Regions from separate parts of the Homo sapiens genome. Here all the other regions are linked to region 1. A link is a loop called in an ENCODE intact Hi-C map of the cell type or tissue named here. Cell type or tissue: heart right ventricle. All regions are shown on one strand.

Evidence for each region. Hi-C counts contacts between places; a loop is a spot of excess contacts. Peaks named below come from ENCODE experiments on the same cell type or tissue, not always from the same donor. Only the 100,000 strongest peaks of a DNase experiment are listed, where the experiment ranks them.
Region 2: a loop joins it to region 1, with 6 times the contacts of the local background. A loop is called at or near these places in 97 of 110 quality-filtered maps.
Region 3: it touches region 1 in a loop (5-fold over the local background); 18 of 110 quality-filtered maps call a loop at or near these places.

What each region holds. Positions count from the first base shown.
Region 1 is chr4:10,399,896-10,407,895 of GRCh38, forward strand. LOC107986260 (a long non-coding RNA gene) reads left to right here and starts at 3,997. Exons shown (of 3, transcript XR_001741594.2): 1 at 3,997-5,239. In heart right ventricle, a CTCF peak has its summit at 4,059 (motif pointing left); no DNase peak of the experiment used is centred here.
Region 2 is chr4:10,154,661-10,162,660 of GRCh38, forward strand. No RefSeq gene overlaps it. Among named protein-coding and RNA genes, the nearest start is that of WDR1, 42 kb to the left of the region's middle. In heart right ventricle, CTCF peaks have their summits at 3,285 (motif pointing right) and 5,803 (motif pointing right); a DNase peak (open chromatin) is centred at 3,301.
Region 3 is chr4:10,544,996-10,552,995 of GRCh38, forward strand. The region is part of intron 8 of CLNK (cytokine dependent hematopoietic cell linker); the gene reads right to left. Among named protein-coding and RNA genes, the nearest start is that of ZNF518B, 92 kb to the left of the region's middle. In heart right ventricle, CTCF peaks have their summits at 4,847 (motif pointing left) and 5,050; a DNase peak (open chromatin) is centred at 4,869; H3K27me3 peaks cover 948 bases.

The DNA of each region.
Region 1 (8,000 bases):
TATTGTAAATGCAGTCCATCATTAACTGAATTTTCATGATATGATGCATGACTGTATTATAAATTTTCCTCATCACTTTTAAGATACAATTTTACTGCTTTGTAGCTTTCATTGTTGTTGTTACTCACTGTCAACTTATATTTCCTAAGTAAGAATGATTTACTCTGTGGCTGCTTTCAAGATCATGCCTTTGTCTTTACAGTTTCATTAGGATGTGTCTTGGTAGCTAATTTCCTTTTGTTGTTGTTTTTTGTTTTTTTTTTGTTTTTTTTGTTTTTCTGTTTTTTGTTTTTTGAGACACAGTCTTGCTCTGTTGCCCAGGCTGGAGTGCAGTGGCATGATCTCGGCTCACTGCAACCTCTGCCTCCCAAGTTCAAGCGATTCTCCTGCCTCAGCCTCCTGAGTAGCTAGGATTACAGGTGCACACCACCATGCCCAGCTGATTTTTGTATTTTTAGTAGAGATGGGGTTTCACCACGTTGGTCAGGCTGGTCTCGAACTCCTGACCTCATGATCCACCCACCTTGGCCTCCCAAAGTGCTGGGATTGCAGGCATGAGCCACTGCGCCCAGCCCGCTAACTTCTATTTTATTATTTGGCTTGGGATTTGGTTAAGCTTCACAAGTCTGGATTGGTGTTTTGTTTTTTTTTTAGTTTTGAGAATTTTTGGTAATTATCTCTTCAGTCTCAAATAGTATTGCCTTTGCCCTGTGTTTTAAGCTGTTTAACTCCAAATAGACATTTAAAGACACTCTTACTCAGTCTTCCATGTTTCCCAAAGTCTCTCTCCTGTTTTGATCTGTCTTTACACTGCAATTTCTTCAGCTCCATCTTCTAGCTCACTATTTCTCTCAGCCTTATTTAATGTTATTTAACCCAATCCCTGAGTTCTAACTTTGGTAATCCTATGGACCAGAAACTACTTAGCCACTTCAGATCTGCTCTACCTCACCTGTGGTTTTTTTTTTTGTTGTTGTTGTTCTGGTTGTTGCTTTAGTTTTATTTGAAGGCATGCAGATGCAAACTAACAGTACCTGAACCCATCCCCAGTGCTTGCCTTTTATGCCAATGCATGAGTTGCTCTAGGCCCACATGCTAGTAGAAACTGAGCATGGTACATGGCATCGTGGTACTTGAAATGACCATGTAGCCTGCCATGATCTCTAGGGGTCTTGTTTAGATTCTCTTACATCCAGGCTCACAAGACTTTGATAGGCCACATTTCATACTGACTCTGGAGAATGTGGACTAGCAACCACAGTTTGCTGATGAGGCAGTGTCAGGAGTTCTCCTTCCAGTATAATTCCTTTTAATAGTCTATAGAGTAGCTCATACAGCTCTCTGGGGACTGGGGTGGGGAGGGATTCCCTGTAACCAGCTAATAGAGGAAAAAAAAACTCACCCTTTGGATAATTTGGCTTGGTATGTGGGTACCAATTACAAATAGACTTCTGCAGCCCTGAGACCCCTGCTCAGAGGTGGCCTGAAAAACAGTGGAGCAGAGAATTGGGTGATATACCTGGTTAAAGACATAAGTGGCCTGAAGTAAGAATATACATGGACTCAAGGGCAGTGGAGAATAACTGGGCCAGATTGATCAGGGACCTAAAAGGAGGACCACTAGAAGTGACTCACCTCCATAAGACTTCTAGCATAGGCTATAAACACTAGAAGAAACATCACATGCACCTACTTCTCATATAATGCTAAGTGATGGCTAAAGGTAGGAAATGGGTGAGCTTGAGAGAATGCTTGGCCATAATGGGGCACTAAAATGCTTAGAAAGTGCGCTGACAGAGGCTCAATGAGAAGTGGAATGCCATTAGTTACAGGGGCCTTCAAACAGAAAATTTCTGGAACCATATATTCTCCCCAAAATCTAAACTGGATGAATCACTCTTCTGAGTCCAGAGAGCAGCCCAGTCCTACTAGTCTGTTGTAAAGGGAGAATCCAGAGCAAGACCATGGAGGGTGCAAAGATCTTGTGTCTCCCATCCCCATCACCAGGATCTTATGGACATTTCATTGGAGTCTTCAGATTCTCTTTTGGAGAACTTGAAGAGGTCAAACTCTGTAAGAGTGAGAATTCACTGAGTTATCAAAGCAGCAACTGAGCTAAGTAAAGAGACCATTTAAATGAAGAGGTGGCAAGTATACTAGATTATGTGAACTCAAGGTTTTCTTTTTCACTGCCCAGTGGAAATAAGGCACTTGAGAGGCTCTGTAATTGGGAAACTGCTGCAGTCATGACTGTGATCTCCTTGAGAATGAACTTGTAGGTCATCTTTAAGTTTGTGAATAGCTTCTGCTATGTATTAATTTGGTACTTGGTTTGGTTTTCTCCTGATATGAGTCAATGAGGTCTTTGGAAATAGCTCCTGACAGCAGCATAATGGCCTGGGCCCATGATGGGTCAAGGGGTCAAGACTTTTCCATAGAATTGAAGACCTGGTAAAGCTTCCAGAGAAAAAGAAAACTCCTGTAAGCAATAGGAGTTGATAGCTTCTAGGATAGAATGATAGAATTTATCGAACCTGAAGAACAGGGAAAAATATTGGAAAAATGAAGAGCCTCGGGAACTTGTGGAACAATATTGAAAAAGCTAATATCTAGGTAACAGGAATTCTAAAGAGAAAGAACAGAGAATTGCAGGTAAAAATATTTGAAGAAATGACAACAGAAACATTTTCAAATTTAGGGAAAGATATAACTGTACAGATCTAAGAAGCTCAGCAAACCCTAAATAGGATAAACACATGAAAATCATGGCAAGGCACATCTTAGACTGGGGAACGCCAAGGATAGATGTAATCATACAGAGAAAAACATGCAATATATAGGGAGCAATAATTAAAACTACTACCAACTTCTAATCAGAAACTATGGGGGCCAAAAGAGAAGTAAACAGTGTTTTAAAGTGTTGAAAAAACAACTGTCAATCCAGAATTCCATATCTAGCAAAATTGTCCTTCCAGATGAAATAAGGACATTACCAGATAAAAGAGAACTGAGAATTTGTTGTCAGCATCCCCATACTATAAGAAATGCCAGCGTAGTTTCTTCAGGTTGAAGGGAAAGAATACCAGAGGAAAACTTGAATCTTCAGGAAGGAATGGCATCATTGGAAATGGTAAGTATATGGGTAATTAGATTGTTATTCTTAATTGACAACTAAATGGTAAAGACCTTTTCCTCTTCCTTTAAGATACACAATACTCTTTAAAGCAAAAATTATTATTGTCCTATGAGGTTTATAATGTATATTGATATTATACACATAATAAATATATCAAAAAAGATAGTGGTAGATAAATGAATACATATTTACAAGATTTCTACATATTTTGTAATGGGCCTAAATATCAACTCTAAGTAGATTGTAAAAAGTTAAGCACAGATAGTGTCACTCCTAGAGCAACCACTTAAAAGTGCAAAAGGATATTGGTAAATTACCAATAGATAAATAGAATTGATTTCATAAAAGCTCTCAAAAAATAACCCTGTTGGGTTAATGCCTAGAGAGACTGATATCACAGGACTTAATTTCTCCCTCCTTTATATTTTCTGCTTGAATACACCTAATGTCATTAAACTAGCTTTAGAATAGTTGTTTTGAGATAGTATAGCAACATAGAACATATAATGGGAGGTAGGGCGGAAGGCTGGACAGGGGCGTGGCCCAGTGGACAAGAGTTTCTCATGTAGGAGGAAGATTGAAATAAACATCCCCATCATCTTTAAAACTCCTTTAATTCACAGAGGTGTGATGTGCTAACACTGAACCCAGAAGACCTGGGTTCTGGGTCAGCCACTTACTGCTTCTGCGACTTTCAATATTGCACTCGACTTTGAGTTTCCTGTCACTACTGTGAAGTTAATTCACATCTCCCCTGGCACTCTGGGTGACTTTGATAATACAGTGATACTATTTAAAATAGCTGACAGTTTATAAAGTACCACCAGGAAGCACTGAGGGGTCATGGAGCAATTTAGAACTAAACAGCAAGTCCATAGGCTAGAACTTTATTTTGACTAATTGAACACTGCCATCTGCTGCACAGATCTGGGAAATAGGAGGTATTAGATTTCCAGGAGGAAGGTGTTTCCTTCAAAATAACAAAAGTTTGCTTGCTTTATTTCTTGTCCCTTTGACCTCACTTTCCAAGTGAAAAGACGCAGAATATAAAAACAAAAAGGTCAAAATAGCCTTGCAGAGGCCACTCTGACTTATATGAAAGGGTAGAGCTCAACTTTACAGGTCAGGTGGGATTTGAATAAGCCTCATGGTGAAAAGAAGGGATGGTATGAGGAGAACTAATAGTAGGATCATAGTTAGCAGCCCTGGGGGAAACACTGGCCTGGAGGCAACCCTGAGCATGCCCACTTCCTAGCTGGGTGCCGAGGCGAAGTCCCGGCATGTATAACATTGGGATAATAATGGTGGAAACCTCTTAGATTGTTGGGAGATTTAGTGAAATGAGCTATGTCTTGTTTTTAGGACAGTACCTGTTAGTACTTAACAAATATTAGCTGCTGCTTTTGAAACTCAGACTGGGAAGAAATAAAGGAAGTTGATTAAAAATTCACTAGCACCTTTGGAATAAACTCCACATTAGCCCCATTCTCCCAAATAGATTTGAAGCAAGGAAGTGAAAGGAGTCAGGTGATGAGATTTTTCAACTTCAGCAGAGTGTAAACACAGATCAACAACAGTAACAACTACCTTTCAATGAGACTTTATGCACCAGGTGTGGCTCTGTGTGTTACATGTGTTAACTCATTTAATTTTTATATCAACTCCATGAGGTGGGAACTTTTAGTATTCTCATTTTATAGATGAGGAAACAGGCACAGAGAGGGGCTAAGTGTATTCAAGGTCATGTGGCCAATGAATGACAGAACTAGCGTGATGGTTAATTGCTACGGCTAAGAGATGCCCAGGTGGCCAGTTGGATGTTACTTGTAAGATCTTTCTGGAAGAGATTAGCATTTGAACCAGCAGACTGAATAAAGATCATCCTCACCAATGTGGGTTGGCATTATCGAATTTCGTGAGAGCTTGAATAGAACAAAAAGAAGAAAAGCAAATTTGCTCTCTTCTTGTACTGGGATATCCACCTTCTTTGCTTAGTGGCTCCTTTGGTTCTTAGGCTTTTGAACCCAGGCTGAATCACCACTGGCTTTCCTAGGGCTCCAGGCTGCAGATGGCAGATCATGGGACTTCTTGGTCTCTACAATTGTGAGTCAATCTCTCATCTTTCTGTATATGTATTCATATATCTAGCATCCATCTATCTATATTCTATTGGTCCTGTTTCTCTCGGGAACCCTAACATGACTAGAATGTAAATGCATGGGATCTCGTCCCACATTTCCACTGCTTAGGGGTTATATGAACCATAGAAAACCAAACCTATCTTCTTTTGGGGATGGCGGGGGTGAGGAGCTATAACTGTATTATTACAGTTCTTTGCTTGTTAAGCTGTATACCAAATTTGTACAGAATCTGGCAACACACAGTGTAGCAGTGAGGATGAGCAGAAAATTCCAAGCTTTTCAGAGAGTGTCAGTCCAATGTGGTGGTAGAAAATAGGACTTAAGTGAGTTTAGTTCAAGATATGCTAAGGATTGGGAAAAGTGGCTTGCCCTCCCTGATGCAAGCATGGGGGTGAGCGCATTACAGATGTCTTCCAGGGCTTCGACCCTTCACCACACCTAGGGATGAGCAGAGGTCACTCTTGTTGCCATTTTGGTTTTGGTGGGTTTTGGCGGGTTTTGGCGGGTTTTGGCCGGCTTCTTTACTGCAAGCTGTTCTATCAGCGAGGTCTTTATGACCTGTATCTTGTGACAACCTCCTATCTTATCCCGTGACTTAGAATGCCTCAACCTTATCCATCTGGAATGCAGCCAGTAGGTCTCAGCCTTATTTTACCCAGCTCCTATTTAAGATGGAGTTGCTCTGGTTTAAATGCCTCTGACAAAACCGTTTGCTTCAATGTTATTTGTTTGCTTCAATGTTGCCTCAAAACTGTGTGTACTGAAGCCACTCCCAGTTTGGGTTTCTAGAGTTAGCAAATAAAAATACAGATGCTCGGCTGGGCGTGGTGGCTCATGCCTATAATCCCAGAACTTTGGGAGGCCAAGGTGGGTGGATCACGAGGTCAGGAGTTTGAAACCAGCCTGACCAACATGGTGAAACTCCGTCTCTACTAAAAATACAAAAATTAGCCAGGCGTGGTGGTGTGTGCCTGTAATCCCAGTTACTCATGAGGCTGAGGCAGGAGAATCGCTTGAACCCAGGAGGCAGAGGTTGCAGTGAGCAGAGATTGCGCCACTGCACTCCAGCCTGGGCAACAGAGTAAGACTCCATCTCCAAAAAAAAAAAAAAAAAAAAAAAAAAAAAAAAAAAAAAGTAGATGCTCAGGTAAGTCTGAACTTCAGATAAAGAATGGAGTTTTCCTTTGATAGACCATGTCCCATGCAATATTTAGAATGTACTTATTTAGAACATACTAGAAAAAGTAGTTGATCTGAAATTCAGATTTAACTGAACATCCTGTGTTTATCTTGCAGCCAGCCCTACCTTGACTACATCCAGTAGGTGTGGTATGTTGCAAAATTGCCAGATGCATTTCTTACTGAGCACAGCCATGTGCCTTGCTTCTCAAACAATGAGGCTCAAGAGGTGACAGCTGACAGTTCAGGCCAGAATGTCTAAATTGCTTGAGAGAGTTCAGAATTAAAGTCGGTTGTGGGGAAAATTCCAAGCTTTTCAGAGAGTGTCAGTCCAATGTGGTGGTAGAAAATAGGACTTAAGTGAGTTTAGTTCAAGATATGCTAAGGATTGGGAAAAGTGGCTTGCCCTCCCTGATGCAAGCATGGGGATGAGCGCATTACAGATGTCTTCCAGGGCTTCGACCCTTCACCACACCTAGGGATTTCCCTCATCCTGCCTTTGTTCTATTCTTACTTGATTTATTCTCACTTTGAGAAGCACATAGTTAAGTAATTTTCTAGGGAACTCAGATATGCCCCGTGGCCAAGATTGACAGACAGTCCAGGAGGCTGTTCTAGCACCAGGCAGCTTAGTGTTAAGAAGAAGGATAGGTTTTAGGAGTAGGAGGGCCTGGTGGCAGCTTAAACTGTCAGAGGCAAGGTGGACACATGTAGAAATAGGCAACAAGGACAGAATCACAACCAGGAGGCCTCACCTGTAGGAATCTATAGTGATAGTTAACACACCGCCAAGTTGTTAGGGGCAAGGTCAATGGACAGCCAACAAAAAGTACTAATAGATTCACTAATACTCAGACTGACATCAGCCTTCCCAGTGAAAAACCATGATTCTTAATTTCCAGAACAGAGCCATTGATTCAACAGAAGCCTGAATCTCCTTGAGGAAAGACCCTGCAATAGGACATCAAGTATATTCACTAGTTAATTTCCCAGTCCTTCCTCATAGGAACTTACAGCCTTTTATCAACATATCTGTACAATGGGGGAAGGGAAATACCCATATCTTTCAAGGGCAGTTGGATATAGGGACTAAGAGGATGCTAAAACCATGAGGGCTAATATGCCTTCATGCTTCCTTCTTAGATTGGAGGAGGTAAATAGAGGCCAGGTGGCAAACAGAGTCCTGGCCTAAATCCATTTCACAGGGCGTCAGTGTGTTCATGGACTCACCTGTGTTGATTTTCCTGATCCCTGAGTGCATTGATCAGGATGGATATACCTAGTAACTGGCAGAACACTCACACTAAGTCCTTGAACTGTGGAGTACACCTATGTAATCAGAACAGCTACGTGGAACCCTCTGAAGTTACCCAACCTCCAGGCCAAGACAGTAAATATACATCAATATATTATGTAGGGTGGAATGGCAAGGAGTGTCATTGGAGTGCTGAGCTCAAAGATTTTAAGGAGATAAGGTTGCTGTTCCCCGTTACATCTCCATTTCATTTGCCAGTCTGGCTCCTGAAAAAAACCACATGGCTCAC
Region 2 (8,000 bases), 250 kb before region 1:
CATTCCTCTTAAACTGAATGGGCCTTTACATTAACACGAGAGTGCCTGGATGCTCTAGCTGTTTTATCCTGGCTCCTGATCAAGTACCATAAGGGCTACCCTGACAACTGCTTGACTTCAGGTATCAGAATGCTATCAACTGGTCATCTCTAAGAACTAGGGGGGCTTTCTTCAAAGAGCAGGAAAACCCCATTTAGCGGAGATAGAATGAAGGCTGGTATGCCTTGTCATGTCTGTCCTAAGGAACAGCTCATTCCTACGAACAAACATCCATGTTTTCTCCTACAGATGAACAATGTGGCATAACACATTTTGTCTTGACCTGTGGCTCAGCATGAAGCACTGGTGAGATCTCAATCATGTAGCAGTGAGCTTTCCCCCTGCAGGCTTCTGAGCAGAGGATGCTGCTTCATGACCCCTTGGCTACTCTGTTCTCCACAGGAGTGACTGGAAGGTAGGGGGGATATACAAAATACCCTTCAATGGCCTGAAGGGTTTTGAGATGAATTGAGTAGCACATTGCACATGCAGTGGAGGAAAGTGAGGCTTTTGTATGCACTTAAGAATAAGCTCACTAAGGAACTGGAGATGGAGGCTTCAGTCCCACAGGCTGTTCTAGATTTAGACTTGGATTTTGTGGTACATAACACGCTGCTTTAGTGTCTTAAATGACTGAGGAATGTCGGATTGTTCTGTCCCTCACTGGCAGGATTCAGTGAGTGGTGCTCCTCCTCCATCTCCTTTGTTCCTTCATCTGCTGGGGTTGAAAGAGGACTTAGCATCAAGAGCTTTTCTCCCCTCTTCCTCGTGGTGTTCTGGGGCCTGGAACATGAAAGTGGTCTGCTGAGGTCTGACCACTCCCCTCCGCTTCTCCCTCATCCAGACATCCTCAGAGGGAACTGACTGTTCAGAACCAACAGAATAGTTTTTCATCCCACCTTTCAGAAGTTAGGCTTGAGTGCTTTCCTCCCACTTTTTGGGAGGCATGATGGACTAGCTGCTGAAGGCGTACCTTCCTTGCTTAGTTATCGGGAAGGAGGGGCATATTCCATAATCTTCGCAGATGAAACCCTGTCCTTGACATCCTAACCTCCCTGGGTGGCAATGTTTCGGGGGAAACTGGGAGGTTTTGGATAGTGGTCCCAAGCTTTATCTTCCCTGGTGAGAAGAGGACCCAGAAAGGGCTGTGGAAGCCATTGAAGTATTTCTGACCAAGATAACTTGATAGTCATTGTGGGCAGCTGCTAATAGAGGCAGGATGTCCTAAACTTAGGAGCCTTCTAAAAACAGGTCTGCTTTCCCTGGGCCACCCTGGGAATTAGAAGCTCCATGTGCTCATCTGAAGGCAGAGTGGGCCCATAAGAAGTGGCCCTGCGGAAAAGGGAAGGTTCCTATGGCCTGCTCATCTACCCCTTCCTCCCTAGGACTATAGGGTGCCCTCATCACTTCTGGGGACATCACTTCTGGGCACGTACTTCCTGGAGGACCAGAGCATCTCCAAGGATTTGGTGTTTAGTGCATTCCCTAGGATGAAATCCCTTCTGATGGGAATCTGCTCCTGTAGAATGATCCCTCAAGAGCAGCCTTTGGACTGGAGAGAATGGGCTGACAGTCTTCATGCTGCAGAGCCCAGGGGAGATGAATCTGTTGGCAGGGAGACTGAAGAAGGGGCTGAATCTCTTGCCCTCCCAGAGGGAGAAGCAGTCATGGGTGGGGTGGGGGCGGGGCCCGTAGGACTCTAACTTTCTTCCAGTGCCCGCCGCTGGGCTCCAGCCTGATCCCTAGAATTCTGCAGTGGAGTGCTGATTGTGCTGAGGCTGGGCTGTGTGATTCCCCTCTTAAGGATGGTTGGCTGGGTGGGACTACAAAAGCAACTTACGGGCCAACCAGGGTTTTCCTAACATCCTTTGACACATCAGTTCTGCTTTTCTGAACTTGCATGGTGAATTGTGAGGAAAGACTAAACTTGTACAAAATCCTTTGACTTAAATGTGCAATGAAGACTATAGAAGATGTGATGTTTTCTATTAGACAAATGTCTCATCTGTTCCAGGTGGAAGTAGATAGGAGTCATCACCTGAACTCGCTTGTTACTTGACTATGCTGTTATTGAGTACGTTTTAGTGTCTTAAATACAATGAAAGTCATTCTCAGAAAACATTAACTGTCGGCTTTCTCCCAACTGAAGAGCTTATGGGCTTTCCAACAAGACCATCTCTGCTTGTCAAGACACCTTGGAATGGAAAGTGAATGCTGCTCTGCCTCATTTCCCATCTTTTATTTCTAATCCCTAAAGGAAGGGGACTGAACTACAGAAACCACTCTATCCTGTTGTTGCATGACAAGGGGAGCCTGATCTGGACAACTGTTTCTTAGCATTTCCAACTTGGAGTTTGATATGTCTTAATCCTTAGGAGCTACATGTGGCCCCAGGAGGACTGAGCCAGCAGCAGGTGCATTGGATGAAAGTCGATGCAGGGGGGAGACCAGGGAAGAAGCAAACTCCATGACAGGAAGAGGGGGGTTCAGCTTTCAGGTACAGTGTCTGATCACTGGCAGTCAGCACTTGACCTGTTCTAGAAATGGCTCCTGGGGCTGCTGTGATCATGCTTGTAGACAAAGGAGCCAGCCTGGCTTCCTGGGAAAAGGACTAGAAGCCTTGGGTTCCTGGAGGTGGCCTTGAGGACTCTAGGGATAAAGGGATCTGATGGGAATACTTTACCTTGGAATGCAGCCGGAGGAGCCATCCTAGGCAGTGACCCGGGAATCCTTCAGTGTACTTTGTGAAAGAGGCTGTCTGCTGTCATAACTGATCTCTTCCATACTTGGTGGTTTTTCCTTCCCAGGCACTAGTATTACATACATCTTGTTTCTTAAGTCACTACTTGGTAAGAGAAGCGTTGCCTCAAAGCAGGTAATTCTGTGTACTGTGAACCTAGAGCCACCAGGGAAGGCCACACTTCTCTAACGGTGAAGTGAGTCTGCCCAGGCAGTCATCTCCAGTGATGGGTCCTGGAGGCTCTGCCCTCTGTGGCCTGGGGTTGCTGCTGTGCCCCTTACAAGACAGCCTGCTGTGTGTGGCTGCCATCTCCTAAACTCAAGTTTGGCTCATTTTCTTTGAGCATGGGTGATATATCTTTTTCCTTTCCTAGGAGAAGGGGTGACTTCTAAATAATAAAGTTCCATTGTTGCTAGGGCACATGATCTTTGTTGGGTGGGGTGATGTCAGAATGCTAAGTTCCTAAGAACTTACCATTTCATTGTCTGTTGTGATGCCTCATGGCCACCAGGTGGTGCTTAAGGACCCTCAGCCAAGGGCCAGAATGGAAACAAGCTGATGGCTCTTGGAACTCCTGGACGGATTTGAGGAATACACTGGGGGAGGAGTTCTTGTTACTCTTATCATTTTCATTAGATTCGTCTGGATCCTGTGTGAACTAATGCCATCCCCCTGAACAAATGGCTTCTGAAATGTGGACAATTCCTGCCTGGGGAGGCAGCCATGGATGAGCAGGAGAGCCCAGGTTCTCCTGCCTGGCAGGAGTCTGAGCTCAGTGCTTAGAGGCTGCTCTGCGCACCCCACCCCCACCCCCACCCCCACCCCCACCCCCACCCCCACCCACCAGGCCGGGCACCGTGCTAAGCAGGCAAATGTTCTCAGTGTTAGGCGAGCATCCCATGTTACAATCACGTGATCCCAGGTACCAAGTTTGTTTGCAGTAATTTTCACGGAAAACATGAACACAATCAGCTTGGCTTATGAACTATTTTTTGCCGTGGAAATACGTACAAAGCCTGCTTTGTTCTGTAGACTAGTATCACATGACATTGGTTAGAATGTAAACTTGAAAAACATCCAACAGACTTAAACTCCTTACAACATAATTTATACAAAGAGTTTATAGTCTTCAGGACTGAGAACAAGAATAAAAGACCGTTTTTACTTGGTAACTGTATTGCTTAAATTATAACATTTCGTAACTACATTAACTATTGTCAAGTAAAGTGGAAAGAACACAAACCATGATGGACATGCTTTTACATAAAAGCACCTCCTAGGCAACTCTGCCCTTCAGGAAGTGTTGCTCACCTAGAAGGCTGGCACTGCTGTGTGAGCGGTGTTTCCTAGTTATGTAGGCTGGCCTGATGAGCTATGTATGGCAGCACTAGCAGGACCTGCTCGAAACGACAGAACTCTCCACAATACTTTGAGAAATGATTCCACATCCTAAAGCCCAAAATCATGAAAATTGTCTCAAAGTTGGGGCTTTTTTCAAAAACTCAGGTCAACCATGCCATTCAGCTGCTCCTTTGTGGGTCCCCTCAGATTCTGTGGGTCCCCTCAGATTCTGTGGGTCCATGTCCACAGGTGACTCGTTCAAAACACTAGTCCCAGGCAGCTCTCAGCAAAGGTGGTGGGGGTTGCACACCTGCTCCAGCACAGAGGCCTCCTGGGGCTCTTGACAGGGCAACAGCTGGGGCTGCATCTCCCTTGACATCTCCTATTTTCAATGGAGAAGCGTCAGGTGACTATGCCCTAAGTGTATGCAGGCCAGGCAGATGTTGGGGTGCCCTTCCATCAAGGTCTGGTGGGGCTTTCTCTGAAAGGATATATGGCTGCTGTCCTGGTCCGTGGAGATGACTTTGTAGTAGCTGCCTTAGAGACGCCTTCATACAAAGGCTGAGCAGTGGGGTCCTTCATATTCTTGTATTAGTTATATCTGCTGAGGAGGAGACAATGTCTGAGGCAAGGACTGTGCCAGAACCTCTGTCTTCTGAAGCACAGATTACTTGGGATTTGGTAATGGCTGACACTTGGGAGTTGTTCTTGTTGCTTTGGTGCTTGTGTTGTGCCGTGTGCTCTAGCTGAGCCTTCTTGGGACATCACTGCCCTATCAGAAGAGATCAGTAGCTCACAGTCTTCCTGAGGTCAGCATTGTTACATGCAAGCTCTGCAGAGTCCTTTTTCTCCAGCTTCATGTGGATGGCTGTGGGATGACCTGTGGGATAGTGCTCCCAGAAGCCCAGCACCATTTCATAGAATTGCATTCCTGGCCCCAGGAGTAAACACTTTTGCAGACTTCTCATCCCAAAGCTGCTGGACTTGAGACCTGGGTTGCTCTGCAGCTGCTTGCTGCTGCATATCTTGCCCAGGGGGCACTTGTGGAGATGAGATCACTATTGCAAAAGGTATATGCCACAGTTGAGAGCATAAGAACTCTCCATTACTTGGGAAACACTGGCCATGATGCTGGAACTGAAGTGAAGGTACCTGTTTCCCTCAATCCTTGTGACTCATACATTAGAACCTGTTCCTGAAAGACTAGCTTCTGCTGGTAATTGAGGCTGCTAGGGATGACATCCCCATTCTGCTGTCCTTGAAATGGTGAGAGAAGCCCTTTTGTTGCTCCTGCTGCCTCTTTACCTGCACACCATGAACACAGTGCAAGAGGGAAGGGCCTTGCATGCTGGCTTTCTTGCATCTCAGGCTTGAGAATACTGACATGCAGAAGGATAAGGAAACATTACATCTAGAAAGGCCACTCTGTCACCTGAATATCCCAAATCCCAGCTTGGTATCCTCTTTAACCCATGGGGCTACAGTTATTTGGGCCATCTTATTTGCTGGGATTCCCCTGTATTACTACAGAAGAGTGGCCAGCTCCACCCAGTAGAACTTCCTGGGCACGAGAGTTCTGCTCGGTGTCATCAGTGGGAGATTCCACCTGTTTTTTCTGGATTAAAAATAGGTGACTTGGGCAGAGGGATCATGGTTTCTTGGCAGTGTAGATCGTATGTGCCTCTAGGTGGTAGTATGGCTCTTGTTTTGAAACCAGTTGTTTGTTACGTAGGACAAGAGACTTCGCTGGCCACTTTTTTTTTGGTTGTAAAATCGGGGTAAGGGTTCTCTGCAAATGACTGAAGTATTAAATGACTGAAATATTCTTAGTTGATTCTTCATAAACTTATGCTTTGGTTTTCCACTTCCTCTTCCCCATCTTTCTTCATTGGGATTATCTTCAGAGATCTTGTGTTCAGATCCTGACTGAGGCTGACAGGCCCACAGGGTTGTTGGGCTTGACTGCTAATCACCACATGCTCATGTGTGTGGCCTAGTGACAATACCTACACATAGCAAAGTTATCCTACTTGTTTAAAGAATTCTGAGCTGCTTCTCTGACGTGTGGAGACACAAGTTGGCTTTCTGCCTCTTGCTCTTACTCCTTGGGAAACCAGACTCACTGTCCGAGACTCAAACTTGGAAAAAGGAGCCTACTGACTCAGAAGTGGATGGACAGGTGTGCACAGGACCTGTGCTCAGCACAAGAAAGTGAGGCTACATTCTGTCAGTGTGTCTTCCCCATCCTTGTGCCAGTGTGCTTACCTCTCACCAGGAGATGAAAATTTCTAGCTGGGCTACAGAGGCGGCGGTCCCAAATCTTTCTCTCCGCCTCCTTGCACCATGTTACATTTACTGCTACTGATGCTTAATGGTGGCTTTGTTGTTCAGTTGTCCAGGAAGTAGATGCTGAGAGAACTAGAAATGCAAAAGACCTAGAATGAAGAGGGAAGCTGTCAGATCATAATGTGAATCAGCCAGTCCTGCCAGTCCAGTAGGGAGCACGAGAGCAGGATTCACTCAGGAATTCCACATGAGGTAGAAATGGCTCGACTCAGTTTGGCTTGGGGCCATCCCAAGAATAACAGCAAAGAGCTTGGAGCCCTTGGGTAACCACACTCCGCAGCTGGACAGCAAGTCTGATGAAATGGCTGACAGGTTGGCATGGTTGTCAGTTGATGGGCAGCTATGATTTTCAAATCCTAAACTGCAGCTGCAGTTGGTCTGGAAGGACCATAAGATTATCTGTTTTCCTAATGTCAGTCCTCAGAGTCCCTCACACTTGGCCAATACTTGTCAAAGTTGCTTGTTTCAAAGGTGACCAAACAACCACCTAATGTCTGAGCCCCTGCTGGCCTGTCCTTATCAGGCAATGTTTGCTGTAATGGCCTAGCTACTCCTGACCCATCAGGCATTGGGGGCACCAAGAAATGGCCCAGTGTAGCAGCAGTTCCTGCTCACCTTCCGGCAAAAGGAGCCAAACATGACCTGGCAGTGTAGTTGGGTCCTCTGGAAGTATCTGGAGCTACACTGTCTAGGTCTGCTTTGGACCTACGTTTGGGAAGTAAATGCCTTCTAAACTCACTATCCGGGGTCATTGTGGGTAATAAGGGAGAAGCATCAGAGAACAGTTGTTGGTTTAAAGTAGGTACTGCAACTGGAGTGCATTGTGCTTGTCATAGGTTGTTTCCTGGCAGCAAACTGTCTCTTGAAACTGCTGGTAAACTGAGGCAGGCTACGGAAGAGGCTCTTGCAAGCCTGACTGTTCGCTCCTTTGAACCAGGCTGAGACTACTTCCGTGGGTGGTTTGTGGTGGGGTAGTTGAGCGCTTGGGGAAGGACACTTTAAGCCAACACTAAGTTTGTATAAAATATTCAGATTAAAACCCATGAAGAGAGAAAGGAGGCAGGATGGGGCTGAAGTCAGACTGGGACGTAAGACTTGTCAGTCTTGCTGAGCCTGGTGGAGAGGGTCCAGAGCATACAAAAAAGGCATTCCTGTACTCCAGCCAGTGGACCCTCTCCCTTAAACCTTCTGTGCTGACCTCATTACAAAGTATCTCCTTGATCTATATTTAAATTTCTGTCTTTAAGTTTTTAGATTGGCACACAATGTGAATGGACGAATTCTGTAATGTGTTCTAGGTGGTTCATGGTATAGGCTTAAGACACCAATTGTGCAATGTGAAAAGTCACACGGTGACACACGTGTCCTCTTGGGAAGACCAGGTGGACCTTGGACTTTACACAACTAAGTTTATAACAACCAGTCTAACACCAATGTGTACTAGCAAACCCAGGGGACTTCTGCCTACTTCCATACTGGAGGAGCCAAGTGGGTTGTTTGACTTTCTACAGCGATCTGAGAATGAAATAATTGG
Region 3 (8,000 bases), 150 kb after region 1:
AGAGTCCTCATCATACAATCACCTCTTAAAGGTCTCACCTCTCAATACTGCCACACTGGGGATGAAGTTTCAGCATGAGTTTTGGAGGGGACATTCAAACCAGCATTCCACCCCTGGTTCACCGAAATGCATGTCCTCACATACAAATATATTCATTCCTCCTTGTAGCCCCAAATTCTTAACTCATTCCACTACCAACTCAAAAGTCCAAAGTTCAGAGTCTCCTCTGTGAGCCTGTGAAATCAAAACAAATTATCTACTTCCAAGATGCAATTGTGGGGCAAGCATAAGGTACACATTCCTATTCTAAAAGGGAGAAAGAGGCAAGAAGAAAGGGATAACAGGCCCCACCCAAGACTGAAACCCAAGAAAGAAGAATTTGGGTCCTAAGGTTCCAGAATAATTTTTTTTTGATTCCACGTCTGGCATTCTGTGCACACTGGAGCAAGAGTTAGGGCCTCCAAGGCCTCGGGACACCCCACCCCTATAGCTTGGTTGTGCTTAGTCCACCCAGCTCTCCCAGGTTGGCAATGCACACCAGTAGCTGTACAGCTCAAGGGTCTTGGTGGCAGGCTCACTCCCATTACCATAGTGGGGATTTTCTGCAGTGGCCTTGCTCCTATGGCTCCATTAGGCATTGCCCTGGTGGGGACTCCATTAGCTTCAACACCACATATCTGCTTTGTATAGCTTTAGTGGGGGCTTTTTGCATGTCTCCACTCCTGTGACAAGTCTCTGATTGGGTCCTCAGGCCTTTGACGTCTTTTGAAATCTGGTTGGAGGTTGCTGAGCCTCCACAGCTCTTGCTTTCTGCAAGCCTGCAGAATTAGCACCACACAGATACTGCCAAGGTTTAAAACTTGTACCTTGCAGAGCTTCAGTACAAGGGCCTCAACTGGGGTTGCTTGAGCCGGGCAGCCATGAAGTGCTGTGCTGCAGTGTAGGAAGCAGAGTCCCAGGGTAGCTGTGGGCAGTGAGCTGGTAGACAGCGCCCCAGTCCTATCCCCTGAAACCTTTCTTCCATCCTAGAACTCTAGGCCTGTGATAAGAGGGCAGCCTCAAGATCTGTGAAACACCTTTGGGGTCCTTCCTCCATTGTCTTGAGGGATAGCATCTAGCCCACTTCTATCCCTGTTAATCTCTTTAGCAAATGGTCACTGGGATATACCCTTGGTTTTCTCCTCTGAAGACTTTTTCTCTATGTGGCCAGGCTGAGTTTTCCAAATTTATCCACTCTACTTCTCTTTTAATTAAAAATTCTGTAAATTATTTCTCTGCTCTGAAATATCAATGTAAGTTGCCAAAATAACCCTGCAGCTCCTTCTATATTTTGCTTAGAATTTTCTTCTGCTAGATATCCTAGTTTATCACTCTCAAGTTTGGCCTTCCTCAAAACCCTCAGGCATAGAGACAATTCATTCAAGTTCTTTGCCAATTTATAACAAGAATGGTCTTTATTCCAGTTTTCAATATCTTGCTCCTCAGTTCTACCTCAAACCTCATCAGAATGGCCTTTACTGTCTATATTTCTATCAGCATTCTTGTCACAACCACCTATCTAATCACTAAGAAGTTCCAAACTTTACTTAGCCTTCTTGTCTTCTAAGCTTTCGCCAGAATTTAAACATTTTCTATCCTGCTCCTACAAATTCTTCTACTTTTGCCCATTACTCAGTTCCAAAGCTGCTTTCCACATTTTCAGGTATTCATTATCAGCAACACTCCACTTCTTGACACCAATTTTCTGTGTTAGTCTGTTTTTTTTTGTTGCTTAAGACAGAATAATGGAAACTAGGTGATGATTTATATGCAAAAGGAATTTATTTCTTTCAGTTGTGGAGGCTAAGAAAACCAAGGTTTAGGGGATGCATCTGGTGAGAGCCTTCTTGCTGAAGGGGACTTACTGCAGAGTCCTGAGGCAGTGCAGGGGATCAGATGGTAAGGCGACTGAGTATGCTGGCTCAGGTGTCTTTTCTTATAAAGCCACCAGTTCCCCTTCCATGACAATCCATTCATCTATTAACCCATTAACCCATTAATCCATTAATGGACTAATTCATCCATGAGGGCAGAGCACTCATGATCCAATTACCCCTTTATGCCTCACCTGTCAATACTGCTATATTGGGGACAAAGTTTCAACATGAGATTTGGAAGGGACACTTGAATTATAGCAGGTGGGATGAGCACGAGGAGGAGGTAAGCCCAGATAGGTGATGGCAGAGGTGGGAGAGTGCCCAGATCACATGGGGTCTTGTACAATGGCGCAAAAACTTTGCCTTAACTGTGGTGAATCTTTTTTAAACCACCTCATTAAGGTATCACTGACATAGAAGAGCTTTACATATTTACTGTACACATTAAGATTGAATTTGGGGATAAGTACATATCCATGAAATCAACACCACCGTCAAGGCCATAAACATATCTGTCACTTACCAAAGTTGACTCCTGCCCTTTTTGTTATTGTTACTTTATTTTATTTTCTTTTTTTGGTAAGAACACTTAGCATAATATCTATCCTCTTAGCAAACTTTAAGTACACAGTACAGTGTCATCAGCTGTAGGCACTATGTGGTAGAGTGGGTCTCCAGAATTTATTTGTGCACCATAACTGAAACTTTGTCCCCTTTAAGCATCACCTTCCTATGTCTCCCTCCTCCTTGCTCCTGGCAGCCACCATTCTACTCTTTGCTTCTATGAGTTTGACTGTGTTAGGTTCCACAAGTAAGTGAGATTCTACAGCATCATTTTTCTGCGTCTGACTTGTTTTGGCCCAACATAATGCCCTCCAAGTCCATCAGTATTGTCATAAATGGAAAAATTTCCTTCCCCTTAAGGCTGAAAAATACTCCATTGTGTGTATATACCACAATTTTTTGATCCATTCATCTGTCTATGGACCCTTATGCTGTTTCCATATCTTGGCTACTGTGAATAATGCTGCCATGAACAGAGTGCTGAGAGCTCTTCAAGATCCTGTTTTCAATTCTTTGGGTATATACTCAAAAGTTGGATTCGTGAACCATAAGGTATGTCTATTTTTAATTTTTTAGAGGAAACTCCATTCTGTTTTCAATAATGGCTGTACCAATTTACATTCTCACCAACTGTGTGCAAGGGATCGCTTTTCTCCATATTCTTGCCAACACTTGCCATCTTTTGTTTTTTGTGTGTGTTTTTTAAGTAATAGTCATCCTAAGAGGTGTGAGGTGATATTTCACTGTGGCTCTGAGTTGCATTTCCTTCATGACCAGTGATGCTGAGAACCACTTCCTATATATGTGTTGGCTACCTGTATTTCCTCCCTGGAGAAATGTCCACCCAGATCCTTTGGACATCTTCCAATAAGGTCACTCATTTTTTAGCTCTTCAGTTGTATCAGTTCCTTGTCTATATTGAACATTAACCCTTATCAGGTATATAGTTTGCAAATATTTTCTCCCATTTTGTAGTTTGCCTTTCTACTCCGTTGATTCTTTCCTTTGCTGTGGAGAAGCTTTTTAGTTTGATGTAGCCCTACTTGTTTATTTGTGCTTTTGCTGCCTGTCCTTTTGGTCTCATACCCAAAAAGTCATTGGCAAGATACAATGCCAAGGATCTTTTCCCTATGTTTTCTTCTAGGAGTTCTGTAGTTTTGGGTATACCCCAAGTTGATTTAATCCACCCCAAATTGATTTCCTTGCATGGTGTGAGGAACGTGGTCCTGCCCTGTGCAGAGGAACAGGTCCTGCCCTGTTCTTCTGCACATTAATATCTAGTCTCTCCACTATTTGAAGAGACCATCTTGTCTCCATTGTGTATTCCTGATGCCTTCATCAAAAATTAGTTTAATCAATGCATGCATTTATTTCTGGGCTCTGCACTCTGCCTTACTTGTGTGCATGTTTGGTGTACCACTGACCACGACAGCCCTGTCATGTAATTTGAAATCAGGAAGTGTGATGGCTCCAGCCTTGTTCCTTTTACTCAAGATTGCCTTGGCCACTCAGGGTCTTTTGTGTTACTCAGGGTGAATCTTTATGATACACTGTCCATGTGTCCTGTGTCTTCATTATAATGTAGGATTATTTTTTCTAGCCTCACTTAGTATTCCTCCCTCCCTTTTAAGATTTTTGTGTAGTATAATATCGGCAATAGTTACAAAAATCCACGGGGATTTCAGCCGCATCAAATATGCCGACTGGCAAGTGCTGATACCATGAGCTTCACTTAATCATTGCTTAGCTAACCAAAATCCTTCAAAGTAAGAGGTTAAGGTGAACTTAAGGAACTTTGCAGGTGAAAAAAACTGGATTGAACAAGCAAAGTAACTTGTCTACCATTATACAGCTTTGATGGTAATTCAGATAAATTCCAGAAAGCTTCTTAAAATTTGGGGGCCTTATTTAATAAAGCAATAATAAATCAAGTATTTGTGATATTTAAAGGAGGGTGAGCTTTGGAACTGAATTTGTTAAGATTGAATCTTGATCCTGTTCATACTATGGGCAGGATCATGGCACGTGCTTAATGAATGTTTATGAAATAAACAAATGGATTGAGGAGTGAATGAATTTCCCCATCTGGAGAAGTAAGGAGTGCTTATTTATACTTCATGGAAATTCATGTGTGGAATAAATGAATTGATGCACTTCAAGGCATGGTTCTTAATGCACAGCTGCAGTTACTACTATTATTATAGTATGAAAAATTAGAGGGAAAACGGGAATTTACCTCCCTAATGAAGTACACAAATATTCTAAAATGCTAGGAAAAGTTCTCTGTCAAACAAGAGGACCCAAACAGTTGTTCAAAGTCTTTCCCATCTCCAGTTTTCTCTTGGAGAAGCCAGGCATGCTCTCCACCTGGTGGTCATAACGTGTAATTAGCACCATTTGCCCAGAGACTCATTGGCTTTGCAGTCTCAGGACAGATCTCACAAAGTTACTGCTTTTGGGTAGGTAATGTACTGAGGTGGGCATAGCATGGTTGCAGAATCCGATGGACCTTGGTTTGACTGTTTCCACCACAACTTATTATGGTGAAACCATGAAGACATTGTCAATATCACCGTGTTCTGGGAGGGTTAAAGTAAGACCTCTTGAAGAAGGAAAAAGAGTTAAGGGATTGTTCTTTGGAGTGGCTGCTGCCAGCTTGCAATGGATGGTTGTTAAACTTTCAGAAATTCTGTGAACTGGCTTTACATACAGCCATTATTAAAAATACATTACATAGGCCAGGCGCGGTGGCTCAAGCCTGTAATCCCAGCACTTTGGGAGGCCGAGGCGGGCGGATGACGAGGTCGGGAGATCGAGACCATCCTGGCTAACATGGTGAAACCCTGTCTCTACTAAAAAATACAACACAATTAGCCGGGCGTGGTGGCGGGCGCCTGTAGTCCCAGCTACTCGGGAGGCTGAGGCAGGAGAATGGTGTGAACCCGGGAGGCGGAGCTTGCAGTGAGCCAAGATCGCGCCACTGCACTCCAGCCTGGGCGGCACAGGGAGACTCTGTCTCAAAAAAAATAAATAAATAAAAAATTACATAAACATACACTTAAGTTACAGCAGCCCTCCACTTATCCTAAGGCAAAATGTTCCAAGACTCACGATGGATGTCTGAAACTGAGGATAGTAATAAACCCTATATATCCTATGCTTTTCCTAAATATACAGACCTATGATAAAGGTGATATGTGACAGCAAAACAAGCACACTTTTTTTTCCTTCTTCCCAATTTCACGGATAGAAGATTCATTTTTATTGTCGATCCCAGTAACCTCAGCATACAATATTTTTTCTTTCCTTTTCAAGTTGAGAACTTCCACCTTTTCACTTAAAGGAATCACTTTACATCTTCTCTTTGGCAAATCAGAACTGTCAGCATCACTGCTCTTGCGCTTTTGGACCATTATTAGGTAAAATAAGGGTGACTTGAACCTAAGCACTGAGATTCCACGCAGCGAATCTGGTGGGCGAGATGACTGCTCAGCAATTAACCGGTGGATAATGGACACAGCGCAACAGAAACACTGGACAAAGAAATGATTCGAGTGAGACTGCTCAGGATTTCATCGTGCCGCTCAGAAACAGCATGCGAGTTAACATTTATGAATTATGTATTTCTGGAATTTTCCACTTGATATTTTCAGACCTTGGTTGAGCATGGGTAACTGAAACTGTGGAAAGTGAAACTGAGGATAAGGAGGACTTCTGTATTTGTTTTTCACTTAGCTACTGTTCAATTTGTGGTAAATATATGCAAGACCACCCCCCCACTTTTTTTGAGACCAAGTCTCGCTCCGTTGCCCACGCTGGAGTGCAGTGGTGTGGTCTTGGCTCACTGCAACCTCTGCCTCCTTGGTTCCAGCGATTTTCCTGCCTCAGTCTCCCAAGTAGCTGGGATTACAGGTGTGCACCACCATGCCCGGCTAATTTTTTTGTATATATATATATTTTTTTTTAGTAGAGTTGGGGTTTTACCATGTTGCCCAGGCTCCTGAGTTGTCTCGAAACTCCTGGGCTCAAGTGATCCACTGGCCTCAGCCTCCAAAAGTGCTGGGGTTACAGGCATGAGCCACCACCCCCTCCTGTAATACCCTTTAACTATGAAATACAATCATGCAATAACACTATGAAATACAATCAGAAATAACTATGAAATACAATCAGAAATAAAACATAAGTATAATGTTCTGTTCAGAGAGCTTATTATGGGGCTTACGGGCTTATTGAACAACTAAATAGCCAGCCCTAGTGTTGAGCACATAGGAGGTACTAAATATTATTGGTTGAATTATGATGAAATAAGCTATATTTCCCCTCTATGTAAAACTGCCTTTGCAAAGATTATATCAGTGAGAGAATTGTAATTTTTTTTTTTTTTTTTGAGACTGAGTCTCACTCTGTCGTCCAGGCTGGAGTGTAGGGGCATGATGTCGTCTCACTGCAACCTCTGCCTCCCAGGTTCAAGCAATTCTCTTGCCTCATCCTCCCAAGTAGCTGGGATTACAGGTGCGCGTCAGAACGCTGGGCTAATTTTTTGTGCTTTTTTATTTTTTAGTAGAGATGGAGTTTCACCGTGTTAGCCAGGATGGTCTCGATCTCCTGACCTCCTGATCTGCCCACCTCAGCCTCCCAAAGTGTTGGGATTACAGGTGTGAGCCACCACGCCCGGCCGAGAATTATAATATTAATAGTAAGCCAAGCTAACTCACTCCCCATCTTATCTTTTCCTTAATTACTCCTGGGCTATTGGGCAAAGCTACCTTTGGAACACATTCAGGCTATAGTTTAAATGATAATAGGACTTGCCCCAAACTCAACCACTTTTGTAAAGCTAATGGGAAGCCATCAGGCTGGGGGGACAAGAACAGCCTGAGTCCAGCTAAGGCGCAGACATAAACGATTGTCAGCCACTATTGCCAAGGTTATAAGACATGCAACTTCCCCAGTTATTCCTGCAGATAACACCACTATTGTAGATCGGCCTTTGGAGATATCTTTCCCAGTTTTTTGCATGCGTGTCTGACACCCATGGTTCCACCTAAACCCAATGCCTCCACCTTAGTGCCAACCTCTCTCCTGTAGCCTCACCCAGAAGTAACTCATCTGCTTGAAGACAGCTTCAAACCCCTATAATTTCATCTCCACCCCAATCAATCAGCAGCAAGCACCTGTTACCTGCCCTCCCATCCCTTCCCCCAAACTGCCTTTGGAAACCGCTGACCTATGAGCTTTGAATGAGACGATTTGTGTATGAACATCTCCCACGTGGTGTGGCCAGCCTCGTGTCTATTAAACTCTTTCTCTACGGCAGTGCCCTGGTCTCTCTTTATGCAGTGGGCAGGAAGAACCCCTCGGGCGGTTACATGTGTACCCATTTTCATCCTGCATTATAATCTTCTCTGTCCCTTCCATACAAGCAGCTTTTACTATACCAATTTCATGTTTATTATTAATGGCCTTTTCTTCACATTGTGATGTAGGATATGGAATTAGAAAAACTAAGTAGAAAAG